Regions from separate parts of the Homo sapiens genome. Here region 2 is linked to region 1. Evidence: chromatin contacts called from ENCODE Hi-C or POLR2A ChIA-PET data. All regions are on one chromosome and are shown on one strand. Each heading gives the region's core, a stretch centred on a gene start or an enhancer-like site at or near the end of the contact. The rest is flanking DNA. Distances are from core to core; before and after follow the strand shown.

Region 1 (7,479 bases), core at 1-2,500:
CGGCCAAAGCTCGTGACCCGGAAGTCAGACCTGCGGCTGCTGCAGAGGACAGAGGTGAACAGCAAACGGGATGAACACTCACTGTGTGCTCCATGACAGCCACCCCGGCCCCCACAGCCTCACACCACAGGATGGGACCAGTATGATCCTGAGAGGCTCCCAGAGATGTCCAGCCTTGACCAAGACCGTCTGTCCACCCAGCCTCACAGAAACCTGGCAGGGAGCAAAGCCCTCCAAACCACTTTGCAGAGCTACCCTAAAGGCAGGGACAAAGGCGGGGCGCGGAGGCTCACGCCCGTGATCCCAGTACTTAGGGAGGCTGAGGCAGGAGGGTTGCTGGAGGCCAGTTCAAGGATGCAGTGAGCTATGATTGCACCACTGCACTGCAGCCTGGGCGACAGAATGAAACCCTATCTCTTAAAAAAAAAAAATGACAGGGACCGAAACAGATGTGACTTCAGGCTGACAATGTTTGAGGATCGGAGAAAGAAGAATCAGGCTGCGGGGGGCTTCGCTGAGGACAAGGGCAAAGGGTGGGAAGCAAGACAAAGCAAAAGCTCTCAAACGGCCCCAATGGCTGAGGCAATACCCTGAACCGCAGGTCCTCAGGCCTGTGCCCGGCTTCCAAACCGGACTCGACCCAGTGGCCTCCATCTGCCCCAGACCCCAAGGCACGGGTTCCGAGCTCCACGTCCCCATCGAAAGCCCCAGCTCGCCCGCTGCTTCCCAACCACCAACTCTGCCAGCCTCGGATGCTGAAGACTCCATGGGGTTCAGGACGCAAGGACAAATAGCGACGCTGAATCACAGAGAAGGGCAGAGTCTGGGGGCGCCCCCCGTCCCCATTCGCGGCTTCCTCCTCCTCTCGCCGCCACGCGCGCCGCACCAGCCCAAGCCGCCCACCCACCCCTAAGCACCGCACCCAGACGTCTCGAAACCCCCTCCCTTCCCCGCTGCCGGCTCAGGTCGGGTCCAGCGCCTGGTATCCCCGGCGACCTCTGGGCCTCCCGTATCGGCCCGGCCCTTCATCGCTGCTGCTCCGACGAGAGTACGAGGAGACGCCGTGCTCGACCCCACCTCGGGCCCCTACACCCGCCGCCCGCGCCCCCGCCCCCAACACCAGGCGCGGCTCACCTGCATGATGGTCTTGCGGATTTTCCAGAGCCGGTACGTCTCCTCCTCGTCGTCCATGGCAGCCTCCGCCGCCGCCGCCGCTCGCACCCCTTCTCCGCGCGAGAACCCGCGCGGACTGCGCCTGCGCCGAATCCGAATCAGGCCCCCTCCGCCTAACCCCGCCCCGCGCTGGTCTGTCGTCGGCGAATGCCTGAATGCAGCAACGTCTCGGATCGGCAGCGCCAAGGGCAGCCCGAGCCTTACGAGAGCGGCAGTTGGCTGAGCGAGTCTCTCGCCTCCGTAGTTCTCGTGTGTCTTTGGCCGCACAGCCTCTCGGGAGTTGTAGTTTCCGTTCAACTCCCACCTTGGAGCAACAGTTTAGAATCCCACGAGGCGGGGGCGAAGTGTGAGCGGGGAAACTGAGGCCTGGATGGGGTCAAGGGGCAGCTCGGCTCCTAGGGATGGTCTGGGAGCCTAGTGGGAACTCTATAAATATTTGTGCATCAAACTGTACAGGGTTTCCTCCATTGGCTCCTGGCCAGGTCAGGGTTAATTCCCTTGGGCCTCAGTTTCCCTACCTGTGCAATGGCAATAAAGTGTCCCTACTTTAGACGGTTAACTGAGAGTCTTAGGCATCTCTCTAGGTGCTTATTAAGTCCCCTCACCTCTGTCCTCTCCCCTGAGCGCCACCAGCCTAGCCTGGGTATCTCCCCAGCCTAGCCTGGGTATCTCCCCACCCCAGACTCTTCCTGTCTTTGCAAACCTCCTCACTTCCCCAGGTTCACGGAGAACCCCAGCCCAACACTTCCTGTGTGCAGGCTATCAGTAACTTATTCAGTGATGCATTCGTTAATTCAACATTTACTCAGCAACCTACAGTGATGGTGAATAAAACAGGCCAAGTATCCCTTGCATTCAGATAAAGACAGGATTTAGTAAAATATAATAAATAACGTGGCCGGGCGCGGTGGCTCATGCCTATAATCCCAGCACTTTGGGAGGCTGAGGCGGGCAGAGCATGAGATCAGGAGTTCAAGACCATCCTGGCTAACACGGTGAAACCCCGTCTCTACTAAAAATACAAAAAATTAGCTGGGCCAGGTGGCAGGTGCCTGTAGTCTCAGCTACTTAGGAGGCTAAGGCAGGAGAATCTCGTGAACCTGTAAGGTGGAGGTTTCAGTGAGCCAAGATCGTGCCACTGCACTCCAGCCTGGACAACAGAGCAAGACTCTGTCTCAAAAATAAAATGAAATGAAATAAAATAAAATAAATAACAACGTTAGAAAGTGACAAAGCTACGGAAGAAGAAAGAGCAGGGAGGCTAAGTGACATGGGGAGAATGGGAGAACTGCAGTATCACATGGGGAGGTCAGGGAATACAGTGAGGATAGATTCAAGCAAAAATCCCATTAGCAGTGGTGGCTCATCACTGTAATCCCAGCACTTTGGGTGGCCGAGGCAGGCAGAGCATGAGATCAGGAGTTCCAGACCAGCTTGGCCAACATGGTGAAACCCTGTCTCTACTAAAAATACAAAAATTAGCCAGGTTTGGTGGTGGGTGCCTGTACTCCCAGTTACTCGGGAGGCTGAGGCAGGAGAATCACTTGAACCCGGGAGGCGGAGGTTGCAGTGAGCCGAGATCGCACCACTGCACTCCAGCCTGGGTGACAGAGCAAGACTCCATCGAGAAAAAAAAAAAAAAATCCCATTGGGCGCGATAGCTCACACCTGTAATCCCAGCACTTTGGGAAGCTGAGAGGGGAGGATCCCTTTGTTGTAGTTTTGTAATTTTTAGTTGTAAGTCACGGACTTTTTTACACTGATATTTGAGATTCTTTTTGGGGGGCTGTCAGGGGCTACTTTTTTTTTTTTTCCTGACACGGAATCTCGCTCTGTCCCCCAGGCTGGAGTGCAGTGGCAGGATCTCGGCTCACTGCAAGCTCCACCTCCCGGGTTCACGCCATTCTTCTGCCTCAGCCTCCCGAGTAGCTGGGACTACAGGCACCTGCCACCACGCCCGGCTAATTTTTTGTATTTTTAGTAGAGACGGGGTTTCACCGTGTTAGCCAGGATGGTCTCCATCTCCTGCCCTCATGATCCGCCCGCCTCGGCCTCCCAAAGTGCTGGGATTACAGGTGTGAGCCACCCCGCCCGGTCTGTGCAGGCTTTCTTATCTAACTACCTAACTTTTCTTTCTCACCTTGAGGCCAGGAGTTTGAGACAAGCCTAGGCAACATAGGAAGACCCCATTTCTTTTTTGTTGTTGTTGTTGTTTTTTGAGACCGAGTCTCGCTCTGTTGCCCAGGCTGGAGTACAGTGGCATAATCTCAGCTCACTGCAGCCTCCGCCTCCTGGGTTTAAAGGATTCTCCTGCCTTGGCCTCCCGAGTAGCTGGGATTACAGGCGTGAGCCACCACACCTGGCTAATTTTTTTGTATTTTTGGTAGAGATGGGGTTTCACCATGTTAGCCAGGCTGGTCTTGAACTTCTGACCTCAGATCATCTGCTTGCCTCGGCCTTCCGAAGTGCTGAGATTACAGGCGTGAGCCACCGCACCCGGCCAGGAAGACCCCATTTCTACAAAAAAATTTAAAAATTAGCTGGGCGTGGTGGGCGCACCTGTAGTCCCAGTTACTCGGGAGGCTGAGGTGGGAAGATCTAGGATCGCCTGAGCCCAGCGGTTGAGGCTGCAGTGAGCTGTGATTGCGCCACTGCACTCTAGCCTGGGCGACAGAGCAAGACACTGTCTCCAAACAAACAGAAAACAAACAAAAACCAGAAGAGGAGAGGGAGGAAACCTGGGGTTGCCTGGGGATAGCTGTATCAGGCAGACAGCACAGCCAGGATAGAGGCTCTGGGGCTGTGCCTCACCTGGAGTGTTCCTGGCAGGGAAGGGGCAGGAGGGGGTCAGAGGGCAAGGTGGGGCAGGTCCCATGAAGCCTTGCTGGTCAGGGTAAAATGTCTGGAGCTGCTGTGTTGGGAAATGACTGTTGGGAGCCAGGGCAGAAGCAAGAGACCAGGGAGGGAGTGGGAAGGCAAACTTGCCACAGGTTGGGGTGGCTCCAACTACGGTAGGGGCAAGCACAGAGCGGGGAGGGTGCCACAGGGCGAGAAAAAGAGGGAGAAAGGGAACAAAGCTGTCCCTGTGAGCAGTGAAAAGAGGGGTGGGAGGGTGGAGGCGTGTAGGTCGAGGTGAGCTCTGGAGTTCAGGGCAAGGTCTGGGGGATGGACGTGCAGGCAGGGTGGCCACGTGGTGAAGATTAGAGCCGGGAGCCTGGACCAGGTCCTGGGAGCAGAGCAGAGTCCAGGAGAGTAAGTCCAGCCCTGCTGGTGTTCAGAAGCCCGGAGAAGGAGGGGAGGCAGCAGCAGGAGGGGAGGGAGGCTCAGCACAGACACTGGAGCAGCCCCTGAGCTGCAGACCTGGCTGTGTGATCTCAGGCAGGTTACTCAACCTCTCTGTGCGTCCCCTCTCCCCTCCCTTGTAAAACAGGGACAAGAACAGCACCCACTTCGTAGGGTAATTGGCTAATAATTGCAATGTACACAGAGTGGCGCCTGACACCAGCACTGCATAAGTGTTCCCTAAATAGGATAAAGGGCAGGAGGTTGCCAGGTCTCCTGGAAACCTGGTGAGGAAGGTGTCTAGGGGCAGAGGGAAGGGAGTGGCTATGTGATGCCACCGCCAAGTCAGCCTGAGGACTGAGCAGGGATTCGCCTAGCAGACATTGCTTGTGACTCAGGGAAGGGGGCCAGTGCCTGGCAGGACGGATTTGAGGGAGGAGAGGAATTGGAGATGTGGGGCAGATACATGGGGCGGGGAGGGTCAGGAGACGGACAGGCCTCAGGAGTGGATTTTATGACACAAGAAAGGGCATCTGGAGTAAAGACCAAGCAGTGACCTGCAAATCTGGGGGCAGGGGTGGACTGAGAGGCTGAGCCCAAGCCAGGGGCGGCCTGGATGATAACAGCAAAGCCAGAGGCCCGGAAGTCAGGCCATGATCCACACACAGGGCAGGTGAAAATGTAAGATGGTGCAGCCGCTATAGAAAGCAGTCTGGTCGGCCAGGCGCAGTGGCTCACGCCTGTAATCCAAGCGCTCTGGGAGGCTGAGGCAGGCGGATCAACTGAGGTCAGGGGTTCGAGACCAGCCTGGCCAACATAGTGAAACCCCGTCTCTACTGAAAATACCAAAATTAGCCGAGCATGGTGGTGCAGGCCTGTAATCCCAGCTACTTGGGAGGCCGAGGGAGGAGAATCGCTTGAACCTGGGAGGTGGAGGTTGCAGTGAGCCGAGATCGTGCCACTGCACTCCAGCTTGGGCAAAAAGAGTGAAACTCCATCTCAAAAAAAAAAAAACAACAAACAGTCTGGTGGATCCTCAAACTGTTACACAAAGAGTCACCATATGACTCAGCAATTCCACTCCTAGGCATACACCCAAGAGAAATGAAAACATACGCCCACACAAACACTTGTACGGCTTTACAAACTCAAAAAGAGAAAACAGCCCATAGCCGGGCATGGTGGCGCATGCCTGTAATCTCAGCTATTCAGGAGGCTGAGAAAGGAGAATTGCTTGAACCTGGGAGGCGGAGGTTGCAGTGACCTGAGATTGCGCCACTGCACTCCAGCCTGGGTAACAGAGTGAGACTCTGTCTCAAAAAAAAAAACCCCAGATGTCCATCCACAGATGAATAAATAAACACAATGTGATCCCTCCACACACTGGAATATTTCTGAGCCATGAAAAGGAATGATGAGGCTCTGACACAGGCCACAATGTGGATGTAGCCTGAGGACCTCATGCTCAGTGAGAGAAGCCAGGCACAAAAGAACACGCAGTGTGTGATCCCATTTCCATGAAATGTCCAGGACAGGCCAATCCACAGAGACAGGAGGGGATGTGTGTGTGCCAGGTCCTAGGGGAGGAGATGGAGAGTGAAGGCTGATGGGGTCTGGGCTTCCTTTGGGGACAATGAAAATACTCTGTGCTGGGTGCGGTGGCTCACGCCTGTAATCCCAGCACTTTGGGAGGCCTAGGCAGGCGGATCACCTGAGGTCGGGAGTTTGAGACCAGCCTGACCAACATGGAGAAACCCTGTCTCTACTAAAAATACAAAACTAACTGGGTGTGGTGGCGCACGCCTGTAATCCCAGCTACTTGGGAGGCTGAGGCAGGAGAATCGCTTGAACCTGGGAGGTGGCAGTGCAGTGAGCTGAGATCGTGCCACTGCACTCCAGCCTGGGCAACAAGAGCGAAATTCTGTCTCAAGAGAAAAAAAAAATTCTGGAACTAGATAGATAGAGGTGATGGTCTCATAACATTGTACACGTCCTAAAAACACTGAATTGTACACTTTGAAGTGTTAAAATGTTGAATTTCATATGTATTTTGTTTGAATTTCAAAAACTTTTTTTTTTTTTGAGACAGAGTCTTGCTGTATCCCCCCAGGCTGGAGTGCAGTGACACGAACTCGGCTCACTGCAACCTCCACCTCCAGGGTTCAAGCAATTCTCCTGCCTCAGCCTCCTGAGTAGCTGGGATTACAGGAGCACGGCACCACTCCCAGCTAATTTTTGTATTTTTAGTGGAGATGGGGTTTCCCCATGTTGGTCAGGCTGGTCTTGAACTCCTGACCTCGTGATCCACCCGCCTTGGCCTCCCAAAGTGCTGGGATTACAGGCGTGAGCCATTATGCCTGGCCCTAATTTTTGTACTTTTAGTAGAGACAGTTTCCCTATGTTGGCCAGGCTGGCCTCAAACTCCTAACCTCAGGTGATCCGCCTGCTTCGGCCTCCCAAAGTGCTGGGATTACAGATGTGAGCCACCGCACCCAGCCAAAAAGTTTTTTTTGAGACGGAGAGTCTCGCTCTCTTGCCCAGGCTGGAGTGCGGTGGTGCGATCTCGGCTCACTGCAAGCTCCGCCTACCGGGTTCACACCATTCTCCTGCCTCAGCCTCCCGAGTAGTAGCTGGGACTACAGGAGCCCTCGACCACACCTGGCTAATTTTTTGTAATTTTAGTAGAGACGGGGTTTCACCGTGTTAGCCAGGATGGTCTCGATCTCCTGACCTCGTGATCTGCCCGTCTCAGCCTCCCAAAGTGCTGGGATTACAGGTGTGAGCCACCATGCCTGGCCAAAAAGATCTTAAAAAAGAAATGAAGCCACAGGACAGCCCCTCCCCAGTCCTTCCTGGAGCCAGGGGCTGCTCTAGAAAGATATGTGGCAACACAGCTTCCTGCAGGGACACTCAAGAACTTCCGCCCTCACAGGGCTGGAGCCTTGAGAGGTCCCCGAGACTCCATTTCCCCGTTCGTGAAATGGGGACACTCTGGGAAAAGCTGTGAAGCCCCCAGCACAAATC
Region 2 (7,118 bases), core at 213-2,712, 560 kb after region 1:
CCCATTCCACCCCCAGAAAAAGGTACAGAGAAAAATTTCCATTCCAAAGAAATGCACTCCAGGCCCCTCCAGTCTCGACTTTCCCCAGGGGTCCCCAGGTGGGGACGGGGGCAGCCCGGGAGACACCTCCGAGGCTGGGGGTGGGGAGGAGCCTCCGAGGTCGAGGGAGACCCAACTTCAGAAGCAGAGAAATCCCCTCTTTGTCTGCCAACTGGAGGCCGGGTGTGAAGCGGGCGCCCCAGCGCAGCCCCTCCCCCGCTCAGTTTTTTTCTTTTTTGGAGGGCGTGTGAAACTGACTTTTTTTGAGGACTACGAAACCGCACTTTTTTGTGGGGTAGCTGAAACCGATTTTAAGACAGACTTAGTTGGGGGGGTGGCGAGCTAAAACGGGCATTCTACGGGAGCTGGAAGACTTCTGGGGCGTCCCAAGGACTTTGAGAGACTTGGAGAATGTTTGAAGCCACTTTGCACGGCGCCGAAGGCGGGGGGCGCGCTGGAACGCCTTTTTCCCGGGGGGAGGCGGCCCGGGAAGCCGGACCCCCCTCCCCCCGCAGCCGGTGCAGGCGGTGCGGCCCGGGAGCCTTTGAAGCTCGCAGCGCGGCCGCCGCCTCGCCCCGCATTAACGCGGAGCAGATGTTACCCGCGCGCCCCCCCCCGGCCCGCCCGGCCCCGACCAGCGCCTGCAGCGCGCGGCACCTTCCCCGCGCAGACAAAAGGACGTCCCTCCCGCGCGCTCCCCACCCCAAACTCCGGCGCCCGGGCCGGGCCCCCCTCTACCCGAGAAAGGGGGCGCCCCGGGGTCCCCGTGCGCCCGGGCTGGGGGGGACGGTCCTCGCGCCTAAGTTGCACAGCCCGTCCGGCGCCCCCCGCGCCCCCGCCCGGGGCTGCTTAAAGTTTCCCGAAGTGCCCGGCCCGACGGGGGCGACGCGGGCCTGGCGAGCTCCGGGCTCCTCCACGTCGCCGCCCCCCCGGCGCCGCGCGAAGTTGGAGAACAATGACTCCCGGGCCGCGGGGCGCCCCCCGACACCGCCCCCGCCCCAACTTCCTCCGCGCCCCCCCCCAACAAGCGCGCGCGGGGCGGGCCGGGGTTCCCTGGGCACAAAGCACGGGGGTACCGGGCGCGCCCCCCGCCCCCCGCCGGGCTCACCTGCTGGGCGCGGCCGGGCACGCGGCGCGTGGGGGGGGGCGGCGGCATGAAGCGGGGGGGCCCCCCCCCGGACAAAGGTGCGTCGCGGCCGGGCCCCCGAGGGTCGCGCGTGGGCGGCGGCGGCGGCGCGCGTGGCCCGGGCCCCTCCCACCCCCGCGTGGCCCGTCCCGCGGGGCCCGTGCGCGCGGCCGGCCGGGGCGCCCCTGGGGCAGCGGCGTGCGCGGTGCCCGCGGTGCCCGCCGCCGCGTCGGCTCCGGCCCGCTACGCCCGCAGCCGCCGCCGCTGCCTCATCTTCCTGCGGCGGGAGACATGTTCCGCCCCCCGCCCGCGCCGCCCCGCCCCGCCCCGTGCAGGCCCCGCCCCTGCCCCGCCCCCGAGTGCCCCGCCCGGCGGCCCACGCGGATCCCTCCGCCACCTCCGGGCGGCTCGGGCCCGAACGCCCTAGCTCGGCCTCTCGAGCACCCTCGTGAGGACCCCGAATCCCGTGAGGTCCAGAGCCTGGGAGCGGGGACGCGCAGAGGAGGCGGTCGGGCCACGGCGCGGGGAGAAATCACGGACTATCCCCGTCCGCGGAAGCACACACGAGCTGTGCGCTTAGTCCATGACGCAAGCGAGTAAGGCCCGTGAGATTGAAAGCTAAGGCAGAGCAGTCTGGTCAATCGGAAGCCGCGAAAGTCTGATGGGCGGGGATCCTAGCCATTCGTGGTGAGGCCCCGCCTCCTTTCTTCTCGGCCCCGCCCCTCAGCAGAGGCGGGACTCTGCGAGCGAGAGGCCGCGAGAGGCGGCCGGGGTGGGTCCTGGAGTTTTGTTCTCAGGTTGGCGTGGCCGCCCGCGCGGAGCCTTCTGCTTGGTTATATTTGCGTTCCTCGGGCCGGCCCCGCGTGCTGAGTGGTGCGAGCGGGTATCACGGCCCCGAGGGGGCTACGTCAGACCCATTTTCCCGGCGGGAAAACCGACTCTGGCTCCGGCTCTGGGTCAGAGAGCCCCGCGGGGAGTCTCAGCGGTGCCTTTGCCGACTTGAGTCTCCGTCTCGGCATCTGTGAATTTGGACCTGACTTTGGACAGAACTCAGGCCAGATCTGGCTTCCTGATTCTTAGTAGTCCGTGTCTACATTTTAGTAAAAAGTGACCCCGCCTAGGATCGGGCGCCGTGGCTCCTGCCTGTGATCCCAGCGCTTTGAAGGAGGCCGAGGCGGGAAGATCGCTTGAGGCCAGGAGTTCGAGAACAGCCTGAACAACATAGTGAAACCCCCCCCACCCACACCCGTCTCTAAAAATATTTAAAATAATTTAAAATAATAATTTAAAAAGTTGACCGGACGCGGTGGCCCACGCTTGTATTCCCAGCACTTTGGGAGGCCAAGGCGGGCAGATCACCTGAAGTCAGGAGTTCGAGACCTCTCTGGCCAACACGGTGAAACCCCATCTCTACTAAAAATACAAAAATTAGCCGGGCATGGTGGCGGGCACCTGTAGTCCTAGCTACTCGGGAGGCTGAGGCAGCAGAATCGCTTTCACCCGAAAGGCGGAGGTTGCAATGAGCCGAGAGCACGCCATTGTACTCCAGCCTGGGCAACAAGGACGAAACTCCGTCTCAAAATAAATAAATAAATAAGTAAAATAAAATAAAAATACAAAAATTAGCTGGGCGTGGTGGCATACACCTATAATCTCAGCTACTCGGGAAGCTGAGGCAGGAGAATCGCTTAAACCCAGGAGGCAGAGGTTGCAGTGAGCAGAGATCGCAGCACTGCACTCCAGGCTGGGCGACAGAACGAGGCTCCGTCTCAAAAAAAAAAGTAAAATAACTAAACAAATAAATGAAAATAACACAATCTCCCAGGGCTCCCTGGGGCCCCAAAGGGAAATTTACACTCCACTCCCAGCCTGGGAAGATGCCACCATCTCGCTGGCCCGCTTGGCTCCAGCCATCCTGCCCTCTGGATGGTCCAGAACTTGCTAAGCTCATCCCCACCCCGGGCCTCTACGTTTGCTTTGTCCTCTACCTGGGAGGCTTTTCCCACCCCTATCTGGAGCCCCTGAGTCATCACAGTTCAATGCTGCACCTATGCCAGGCCGGCGGGGAGGCGGGGCCACAGGGGCCCCCCACCAAAGCCACAAGCCCCTCCTGCTATACACCCAAACTGGGCTGTCCACAGTCCGACCCTCCGTGCCCAGAGAGTTCCACGTGCCGCAGGTCTGGGGAGAGGGCTGTGGGTCCCAGGGTCTGTGCTGCAAATCCCTCATCCCTCTCCACCTCACTGTGACCTCAGGCAAGTTCGTGCTACTCTCCGGGCCTCGGTTTCTCCATCTGGACAGTGGAAGGGGGGAGTCTGGCACACAGTAGGTGCTCACAGCTGATGCCTGCCTTCCTCAGCCGCCCCCCACCCCCGCAGAGGCCTCTCCGGAGCCAGGGTCTCCAAGCAGCTCCAATCCCACCCCAGCCTCCTCAGCCCCCGGCCCTTCCTTGTGGCCCAGCCCTGACCCCATGGGTCTGAGGGTGTCTGTGGCCGGGTCTGGCTCTCCCCATTCCAGTGTAGGGAGCTCACTGTGGGCCACTCCCCACCCACACTCAGGGTCCAAGCCATAGTGTGGCAGCCGGAGTCCTCCCGAGGAGCCCTTCAGTTTCACCCACGGAAGGGAAGCAACCATCCAATCACGGACTTCTTCTTCTTCTTCTTCTTCTTCTTCTTCTTCTTATTATTATTATTATTATTTTGAGAAAGAGTCTCGCTCTGTTGCCCAGGCTGGAGTGCAGTGGTGAGATCACAGCTCACTGCAGCCTTGACCTCCTGGGCTCAAACGATCCTCCCGCCTCAGTTTCCCGAGTAGCTGGGACCACAGGCACGCGCCACCACACCCAGCTAATTTTGTATTTTTTGTAGAGACGGGGTTCTCCCTATGTTGCCCAGGCTGGTCTTGAACTCCTAGGCACAAGTGATCCTCCCGCCTTGGCTTCCCAGAGTGCTGGGATTACAGGCGTGTGCCACTGCGCCGTACAAGACTATTCAATTATCGGGCACTGACAGCGAACGGGGCCTTGTGCCGCGCATCGTAGCACTGTGGACAGTGATGGACTCAGTCCCTGCTGTCCCGGCAGGATGACCCATGAGGGACCCCTTGTCTAGTCCTGAATGTGGCTCTTTCCTGTGAGGTCCTCCTGCCTGTGTGGTTCCACGTATCGTACAGATGAGGAAACTGAGACTAGGGGTCTCCTCCCTGGGCCCCAGGGCACCCTGGGGCTCGCGCCTGCCAGGAGGTTCCGCTGGTAACCACAAGCCACCATTGTTTTCCCCAAGGAGGTCAGTCCTGGGGCTGAGTCACTGGGTGGAGCAGCCCGTGGGGGCCCCCCACTTGGCCACCACCTCTGCCCAGCCCCGAGGCCTGGGTGCTCCCTCCAGGGCCCTGGTACGGGGACAGGCAGCAAGCTATCCTCCTGACTGTGGCCTTTGTTTTGCTCTGGGGCCGGGCAGGAGGAGGAGCAGGGCCTCTGCACCTGCCGCCTGTTCCCTCCACACCTACTGTGTGCGCCCCCGCCAACATGAACCACGTATGTCAGAAAAACTGAGGCCAAGGACAACTTCCCACTAGGGAGACACAGAAGCGAGGGGGGCGAGGGGCGGCGATGGCGAGGTTTCCAGAGACAGACGCAGTAGGTGTGCAGGCCACAGCTGTCCGCAGAGAGACTGGGCTTGGATTAGGACTTCGGGGCCACCCTCCAGATTTCTGTTTCCATTTGTCCCTAAAGTGGGCACCTTTGACTTCTCCCAGGGTATGAACACACTCCCCCAACCCCCAGCGCCCTCCAGCAGGGGCGGAGAAGGGAGTGGCGGCCCAGCACTTATCACCCACGTCAGGCCCTGGGACAAACCTCGCTCCGGCGTCCACTGAGCACGGGCAGCTGGGGCGATCGGTGTCGCCTCCCAAAGTGGGGGCTTCCTGCTCGAGCTCAGACCTCCAGTGAGGGGCCTGATCCCAACACGACCAGATCAGGACCACCCCACAGAGCCCTGGGCTGGGACTCGGCCAGGGTAGGGCCCATTCCCTTATTCTCCACAACTTCGTTTTTATTTTATTTTAGCAGAGATGGGGTGAGGTGGAAGGATCGCTTGAGCCCAGGAGTTTGAGACCAGACTGGACAACACAGCAAGACCCCATCTCTTAAAAAAAAATTTTTTTTTTTAGATGAAATCTCACTCTGTCGTCCAGGCTGGAGGGCAGTGGTGCCAGCTCAGCTCACTACAACCTCCACCTCCTGGGGTCAAGCGATTCTCCTGCCTCAGCCTCCTGAGTAGCTGGGATTATAGGTGCCCACTGCCACGCCTGGCTAATTTTTGTATTTTTTTATAGAGACGGGGTTTCACCCTGTCGCCCAGGCTGGTCTAGAACTCCTGGCCTCAAGCGATCTTCCTGCCTTGGCCTACCCAAAGTGATGGGCTTACCAGCATGAGCCACCACACCCGGCCCCATTCTTCCTGCCTTCTGGGAGGAGGCGTCTCCAGGCTTGCTGGTTGGACCTGGGCAGGGAAGCCTCCTGAGATTGGGAGTGCTAGGGGCTTATGATTGTTCTCCCCTAGCGGAGGGAGGAGATTCTGGTGTGAAATGGAGCAGTGGGGACACACTCCAGTTCCTGGGGTCTGATCACAAGGGTTCCTGACTCCTCGGGCACTTCCAGCTATGAGGACACCAAGGAAGGGAAGAGGCTTGTCGGTGATCAGACCCCTACCCCTCCACCCAGACTTATGGGAGCCAGAGGGCCAGGAGAGCTGGGCAGGAGGCTCTGAGGTTGACGGGAATGGGAACACAGCCTCACACCTCCTGCTGTAGGGCATTCAGGGGAAGAAGGACCATCTCCCACAGGGAGTGGGTCCCCTGGGGCAGTGACTCTTGGGCTATGACCTCAAGATGCATGCGGTCGACAGGCAGAGAGCGGATACCATGCCAGGCAGGGGAAGCTGAGGGACAAAGGTACTGAGGTGGGAGGGGGTGTGGGGTGTTCAAGGAACGGGGCCTGTGAGGCTGGAGCCCAGAGAAGACCAGAGAAGAGGAGCCAAGATCAGAGAGAGGGGCAGGGCCTCCTATGCCACAGGGAGGAATTGGGTCTTCATGGTGAGAGGACTAGGGAACCATGGTGGGAGTTTGAGCAAGAGACGGACGTGATCACAGGGACCATGAGTTGGGGTGGATCTGGGGTACATTTGGAGGATAACTGAGGGCTCTCCCAGGGGGTGGGTATGAGGGGTTAGCAGCCTGCCTACTAGGTGTGGGGTTAGGGACCTGGGCCTGTGAATGGTGGTATCGTTCTCTGAGTGGGGCCAGCGTGGGTCAAGGGAGAGGCGTGAAGGGGGAACAGGAGGCTCATGTCCCAGGGTGGTGTCCAGGCCCCATGAGACAAGGCGGGTCATGGCCAGGAGGGGCTGCGTGAGAGGGGGCACCAGTGAAGAAGGCACAGTCCCCAGTCGGGGGGAGCCCAGCTCTGGATGCAGCCTGGCCTCCCCGAGCCCTCCTTCTGTCCGAGCCCCCCACGCAGCCCCTCTGCACCTGCCGGGTGCCCGTCCACCCCAGGGCCAGGGCCAACTGCCGAGGATGGTCCCACCCCCTCTTGGCCAGGCGCCCACAGCTCCTGACTCAGGGGCCCCCGGGGGCCTGTCCTGCCACATTCCGGGGCCGCCCGTGCAAACACAGGGCGCCTGCCCATCACCCCCCATGGGGCATTGTTTGGCCCAGTTACCCCGAGGCGGGGGCAGGGCAGGGGACAGGGAGCCCAGCCAGATTCTCAGTTCCCGCCACCCATGCACCTGCCCACAGGCAGCCCTGCTGACCTGCACCCGCCTTGACATGGGGGGACGGCGCCTCTGCAGTGTACCCTGGGCACAATGGGGGCATCTCCCTTCTTCCCGGGGGTCTTCACCTCCCCTGAACTTTGCTCAAGGCACAGAGGACGTCATCCCATTGTTCAGATGGGGAAACC

Evidence for each region. A loop is a pair of places that touch in the nucleus more often than their neighbours do. ChIA-PET counts read pairs that join two places held with the same protein, here RNA polymerase II (POLR2A). Pooled maps may share reads with other maps.
Region 2: a map with no recorded cell type shows a loop between it and region 1 (8-fold over the local background). The contact joins the promoter of TCF3 here to the promoter of POLR2E in region 1. A Hi-C loop is called at or near these places in 1 of 37 single-sample maps with no recorded cell type and 7 of 50 pooled maps. POLR2A ChIA-PET finds 5 or more read pairs at or near these places in 1 of 52 experiments (H1).

What each region holds. Positions count from the first base shown.
Region 1 is chr19:1,094,125-1,101,603 of GRCh38, forward strand. POLR2E (RNA polymerase II, I and III subunit E) reads right to left here and starts at 1,251. Exons shown (of 8, transcript NM_002695.5): 1 at 1,135-1,251. The coding sequence starts at 1,191. RefSeq lists enhancers at 1-437, 1,195-1,284, 5,275-5,394, 5,515-5,594, 7,420-7,479 and a silencer at 6,170-6,307.
Region 2 is chr19:1,651,153-1,658,270 of GRCh38, forward strand. It overlaps TCF3 (transcription factor 3), which reads right to left and starts at 1,463. Exons shown (of 19, transcript NM_003200.5): 1 at 1,148-1,463. RefSeq lists silencers at 382-501, 482-704, 512-741, 832-911, 1,442-1,571 and 1 more and enhancers at 1,922-1,971, 2,092-2,201.